Linked DNA regions of Homo sapiens: region 2 is linked to region 1. Evidence: read pairs that join two places in POLR2A ChIA-PET (ENCODE). Cell type or tissue: PC-3. All regions are shown on one strand. Links, peaks and the distances in the headings refer to the core of each region. The heading gives the core; the rest is flanking DNA.

Region 1 (2,926 bases), core at 254-2,753:
ATTACAGGTGTGAGCCACTGCATCCGGCCTCAGGTAGTTCTTTATAGCAGTGTGAGAACAGACTAATACATCCAGTATATTCTTATTCATTTACATATAACTATGCACATAGATGGCAGGGTGTATTTTTGCTCATTCTGTTTTTTCTCTCTTCTCACTATTTTGAAGTGCTTGTACATCTCAAAATAAATTGTTGTCTTTTCTTTAATATCTTTCTCAGATGAGTCATGTGAGTGACCCTCTGAATTATTGCACATTCTCAAAGACCTTTTTTTCCTTTGACAGATTAATTATATCTGTCAACCTAAAAAACATGAGATCTATAAATCCAGAAAGGAGAACTTTATTTCTTGAGTAAGGCTGCAACCTGTAGGCTGGGAAGCAGAGCCTCCAGCTAAGACCAAAAGCAGACACTTTGAGGGAGGTAGGGTGGGACAGGAGTTCTATGCTAAATGGGTTGGCTAAACACATATTTAACAGGCTAAAGGAGAAACTATAAATATCCATGAAGGGGGGTTGTGGTCATGCATGGTAAGCAAACATACATGTTACATATGTTTCATGTTCACTTTGGGGTGGAGACTTAATGTTAAAATGCACTAAAATTAGGCTCTATACATCAAAATGTGAAACTTAGGACACAGAGGTGCTGTGTGGATAGCCGCTGTAAACCGGCCAGAAACAGCCCATGGTCAGTGGTTATTTATCAGGAAGGAACACTTTGTGAAACTGGTAAGCTGCCATGTCTCAACTGCAAAAGGGAGGGGAGTCTGGCCATAGTGTCAGGTGGTGGTTGCAGCTGAAGTCAGTGGAAGGGTTTTCCATTCTTTGTTTGCCAAGGCTGCTTTCTGTTTAACTCTTAAGAAAAGATCCAGGGCTGGGCGTGGTGGCTTACGCCTGTAATCCCAGCACTTTGGGAGGCCAAGATGGGTGGATCATGAGGTCAAGAGATCAAGACCATCCTGGCCAACATGGTGAAACCCCATCTTTACTAAATTAAAAAAAAAAAAAAATTAGCTGGGCATGGTGGCGCACGCCTGTAGTCCCAGCTACCCAGCTACTTGGGAGGCTGAGGCAGGAGAATCACTTGAACCCGGGAGGCGGAGGTTGCAGTGAGCTGAGATCATGCCACTGTACTCCAGCACAGCAACAAAGCGAGACTCCATCTCAAAAAAAAAAAAAAAAAAAAAAAAAGAAAGAAAAAGAAAGAAAGAAAGAAAAGATCTGGTAACAGTTAATGAACAAAGGGGTATACTGAGGTGTGACTGACTTCCTGTCTTGTCATGGCCTAGAAATTTAACTTCTAGTTTTTCTGGGTTCTCCTTGGCCAAGAGGGGTCCATTCAGTCAGTCAGGGGGCTTAGGATATACTTCACATAGCATAGCTAGGTAGAGAATCTTGCCTTTTCTCTAAAGATGATATTCCACTGCTTTCAAGTTTCCAACAAAGTACAATGCAAGTCTGATTCTTTTTCTTTTTTGACAACTTTTTCTTTCTAAATGGTAGCAAATAATATTTGCTTTTCAAAGTTCAGGAATTTTACCTGATTTTATATATATCATTTTTCATCAATTTAGTCTATCTTGGATTTCTGGGAGCTCTTTTAATTTATAAAATTAGGTATTTAGCCCTCCTGCAATGTTTCTTTTGTGTATCTAGAATGCCTATATTTTATGTATTAGACCTCTTGACTTTTTCCTCCAGTTGCTTATCTTTTCCCTCCTAATTTCCCTATCACTTTTTTTTGTTGTATGCCTTGGGAGAGTTCTTCTACTTTACCTTCTAGGCCACTACAGTGACCTACTTCTTTTTCAATTTACCTACCAATATATTTAATTGAGGATTAATATTTTTTATATTTCTAGTAATTTTTCTTTATAGCACTTGAATTTCATTATGTGGTTTAAAAATATATAAATATAAAATTTCTTCCCTTTTGGTGGAGATTATTATTTTATGACTTTTTCCCGTTGGGCTTGGGTCTGGTTTTTGGAGGACGTGAATTACAAGAAGCAGTTCTCTTTCTTTGTGCTGGCAATGTAGAAAGCAGGCAGGTTGTCATCTTCATTTTGACTCCATAAATAGAGGTTTGGGAACAGTAGATGCAAAAGAGGACTTAGGAGCCATACTTCCTGAGTTCAAATGCCAGCTCTTCTGTTTATTACCGATGAAGCCTTGGGCAAATTATTCAAATTCTATATCTCAGTTTCCTTATCTATCCAATGGGGGAAAATAAGATTAAAAAAATTTAATTGTATGTAAGAAAATTCTTGAGGGGTTGTCACGACAATTTAAAAAGTCTACCTTTTTGAAGCACTAAGTATAGTTCCTGGCCAACATATTGACTATTGTTAAAACTTGTTTCAGAAAATGAATGCATACATGGTAGAATACAAATTATTAAAACTGTGAGCATTCTAGCTTCCCTGCTAATGGTTCTCAACCTTGGCTCCACATATGAATCACTGAGAAGCATTTAGAAATCCTCCTACCTTATCTCAGACAAGTTAGATCAAGTCTCTAAAATTAGGGTTTCAAGGAAGTAGGAGCTTTCAAAACTCCCCAGGTGATTCCACTTTGAGGCCAACATTGAGAACAACTGCTTTAATACCTGTGCCAAAAAAAAAAAAAAAAAATCAGTGTTTGCCTGTTGATCTACTCGCGTATTAGTCATTGCTGAATTTCCCCAGACAGATTTTTTGGCTTTGCAGAATGAAGATCTTAAAGAGAATGAGGACTTCAGAATGTGGCTACATCTCAGATTCAAGGAGATTTGTAAAAGCTGTCAGTGATTTCCCATTGCCGTAAGATAGAGTCCTAAATTCTGACAAGGCAAAGCTCATCGGTCTAGTCTCTTTCTGCCTGATGCTCCCACCTCCTTGTCTCACTCTCACTATGGCTCACTAGGGTCCAGATAAAAGAGCCA
Region 2 (2,926 bases), core at 286-2,785, 94 kb after region 1:
ACTTTTAATTTCTTAATTATAATTTGCAGTTTAACAAATGTGAATTCATTTGATAATAATGAAAAAGCAGTTGAATCATAGTTACTGTTAAGTGGACTGAAAAGGTAATGTCACTTAGCCTTAAAATAGCAGAGTTCTAATTACTCCTTTTGTTCTGGTGTAATTTTTAGTAGCACCTCTTTCCACTCAGAAGGGTCCTGGTTTGGGTGATAAATTATGTCATAGCTCTACCTTAAAGCTGTGAGCTAGTACATGTCATTAGAATCTTTAGGTTTTTAAGTTACTTTAAAGATGAGACCAATTGTTTTCTTTTTCTTGCATCTGTGGACTAAAGAAAATGTGAAGCTAATAATACTTTTTTTTTAAATAGCTTTCCAGCCAGAGAACCAAATAAATGTTCCAGCTCTGGATACAGTTGTCACTCCAGATGATGTCAGATACTTTACAAATGAGACTGATGACATCGCTAATTTAGAAGCAAGTGTGCTTGAAAATCCTTCTCATGTACAACTTTGGCTCAAGCTTGCGTACAAGTACTTGAATCAAAATGAGGGGTAGGTCAACTTCAAATCTTTGTGTAAACAGTTGCACATTTATATTTTTATGTTTGAGGTTTTTTTACCTATGGTAATCAGTCAGGTTTCTTTCCTAGTATCAATGGAGTCTTTGTTTTTTGACAAAGCCAAAAGCATTTTATTGTTTAAAAGCTATTAGACAAGTTTAAGATTAGATCTTGAGTTTGTGTGCATGGCTCAGTGTATGGGTAATAAATTATACTAAAGTTTTTTACTCCAGTAGGCTCTTATTTCAAAGTAGGATTAGTTAAAACAGTAAATTCTGACTAGTGGAATGGTTGATTGTTTTTTAAAAAAATCATAGTAGTCATAGTTTGTTAATAAAATTATGATAAAATAATGGTGGAACAGGTTAAATTTTGTTAATTTGTAATGGATATTTAAAGCTTATCTGAGAACTTCCAAATTATGGTGAATTTTCTTTCTGTCTCTGTCATATTAAATTATATGTATTTAAATAAGGTAAATGGTAATAACTTATACAACCAATAGTTTGTATTGCAAATGGCATCTTCTAACTTCTTGGTAGTAGAAATAAGCCAAGAATAATCTTTTCATAATTATAACTTTATAGTTACAATAATTCAAGGGTTTTTTTTTTTTACACGTTTCTTTGAAATATTTGACTATCTTAAAGCTTTTAAATAAGGCAGTGCTGCAGAGTGCTAATAAACCCACACATGCCTGGATGTGTTGCTTATTTAACTTTCCTGTGTGTCATTTCCATGTTAATGGGATAAGTTACAGTGTTTTCTTTTCTGACTCATTTACTGAGTGAAGGCCAAAAGAACCATACATTATTTTATGAATAGGATCATGAGAAAGAATTATCTTCTCCAAGAGATAGCAAGCCCTTGACCGTTGAAAAGAACTATTATACTGAAAGCTTTGATATTTTGTACTTGCAGTAGCTGGCCTTGAGAGAGAGTTGTTTAACTTTTCGCATTCCCAAATGGTGTAAATCATAAAAGGTATTGCTGAATATGGACATAAAGCACATTTGAAGTTGATAATCTTAGTGGTTTTATAACACTGTACTTTTATCTGTGGTAAATGCTTACTGAACATTCACTTAAAAAAATTGTTGGGTCTGTGGAAAATCAGAAACTTTTAGGCATGTGATTTAAAATCTGAAATCTAGTACCCCTTTTCATAAGTGATCCTGACTTCTTGGTAAATTCTAGTAGAAAATGGAATTTTAAAATTGACTCATTGGATTAGCCCTATTTAAATTTTCAAGCAGGTTCTAAAAAGCACTTCCACCTTTTCTTTTATATATACAGGGAGTGCTCAGAATCCTTGGATTCTGCTTTAAATGTTCTGGCGCGAGCATTGGAAAATAACAAAGACAATCCAGAAATTTGGTGCCATTACCTCAGATTGTTCTCAAAAAGAGGAACCAAGGACGAGGTGCAGGAAATGTGTGAAACAGCTGTTGAATATGCTCCAGATTATCAAAGCTTTTGGACTGTGAGTAGAAAAGATAACGTACGTGTGTGTGTGTGTGTGTGTGTGTGTGTATAATTATTTGGATCATCTTAAAAATTGATAAGTAGCTTAATAGAGCATATGCTTTATCTGAATATAGACATAATAACCTTACTTTCAGTTTCTAGTAACCACAAAGCCACTTCTGGATCAGAATTTAGACTAAGCAAGAAGAAAATATTTAGTGAAGAGGTGATTTTTTTGTTGTTGTTAACTTTATTGGTAAAGAAAAAATGTAAAATTGTTAAAAATTTCACACTTACCTATTTTTACACAGTTTTAGTTTGGGCAAAGTTAAGTGTAGCTTTTGCAAAACACCTGAAAAAATTGTTTCTTTTAAATTTATCTTAAATTGCCTCTATAAAATTATAATGACTGCCAGGAAACATTTTTGTCTTTTTATTATTTGTTTCCATTGCTTATAGAAATAATCCCAATCTGTAATTCACACTAATATCTAAAATTGCCAAGCTAAAAACATTTGATTGAGAAAAAATGGCCTCTTCCTCTTTCTCCAAGAGAATGAGATGGTTTTTTTGGCTGTCAGTTTTTGAGGCAGGGTCTCTCTATGTCACCCAGGCTGGAGTGCAGTAGTGCAGTCGTGACTCACTGCAGCCTCTACCTCCTGGACCCAAGTCCTCCTGGACTCAGCCTCCTGAAAAGCTGGGGCCACACATGCGTGCTACCATGCCTGGATAGTTTTTAGATTTTTTGTAGAGATGGGTTTTTGCTCTGTTGCCCAGGTTGGTCTTGAACTCTTGGGCTCATGCAATCCTCCTGCCTGGGCCTCCTGAAGTGCTGGGACTATAGATGTGAGCCACCATGCCCAGCCAAGAATGGGATGTTTTTTACCCAGACTTAAA

What was found. Peaks named below come from ENCODE experiments on the same cell type or tissue, not always from the same donor. Only the 100,000 strongest peaks of a DNase experiment are listed, where the experiment ranks them.
Region 2: POLR2A ChIA-PET joins it to region 1 with 7 read pairs; 4 of 35 experiments call an interaction of 5 or more read pairs at or near these places.

Annotation. Positions count from the first base shown.
Region 1 is chr12:71,719,808-71,722,733 of GRCh38, reverse strand. It overlaps LOC107984530 (a long non-coding RNA gene), which reads right to left. Exons shown (of 3, transcript XR_001749202.1): 2 at 2,493-2,611. Among named protein-coding and RNA genes, the nearest start is that of RAB21, 34 kb to the left of the region's middle. In PC-3, for the core only: no CTCF peak of the experiment used is centred there; no DNase peak of the experiment used is centred there; H3K27ac peaks cover 271 bases.
Region 2 is chr12:71,625,379-71,628,304 of GRCh38, reverse strand. ZFC3H1 (zinc finger C3H1-type containing) reads left to right here. Exons shown (of 35, transcript NM_144982.5): 21 at 371-554; 22 at 1,859-2,045. Among named protein-coding and RNA genes, the nearest start is that of ZFC3H1, 37 kb to the left of the region's middle. In PC-3, for the core only: no CTCF peak of the experiment used is centred there; no DNase peak of the experiment used is centred there; H3K27ac peaks cover 2,003 bases.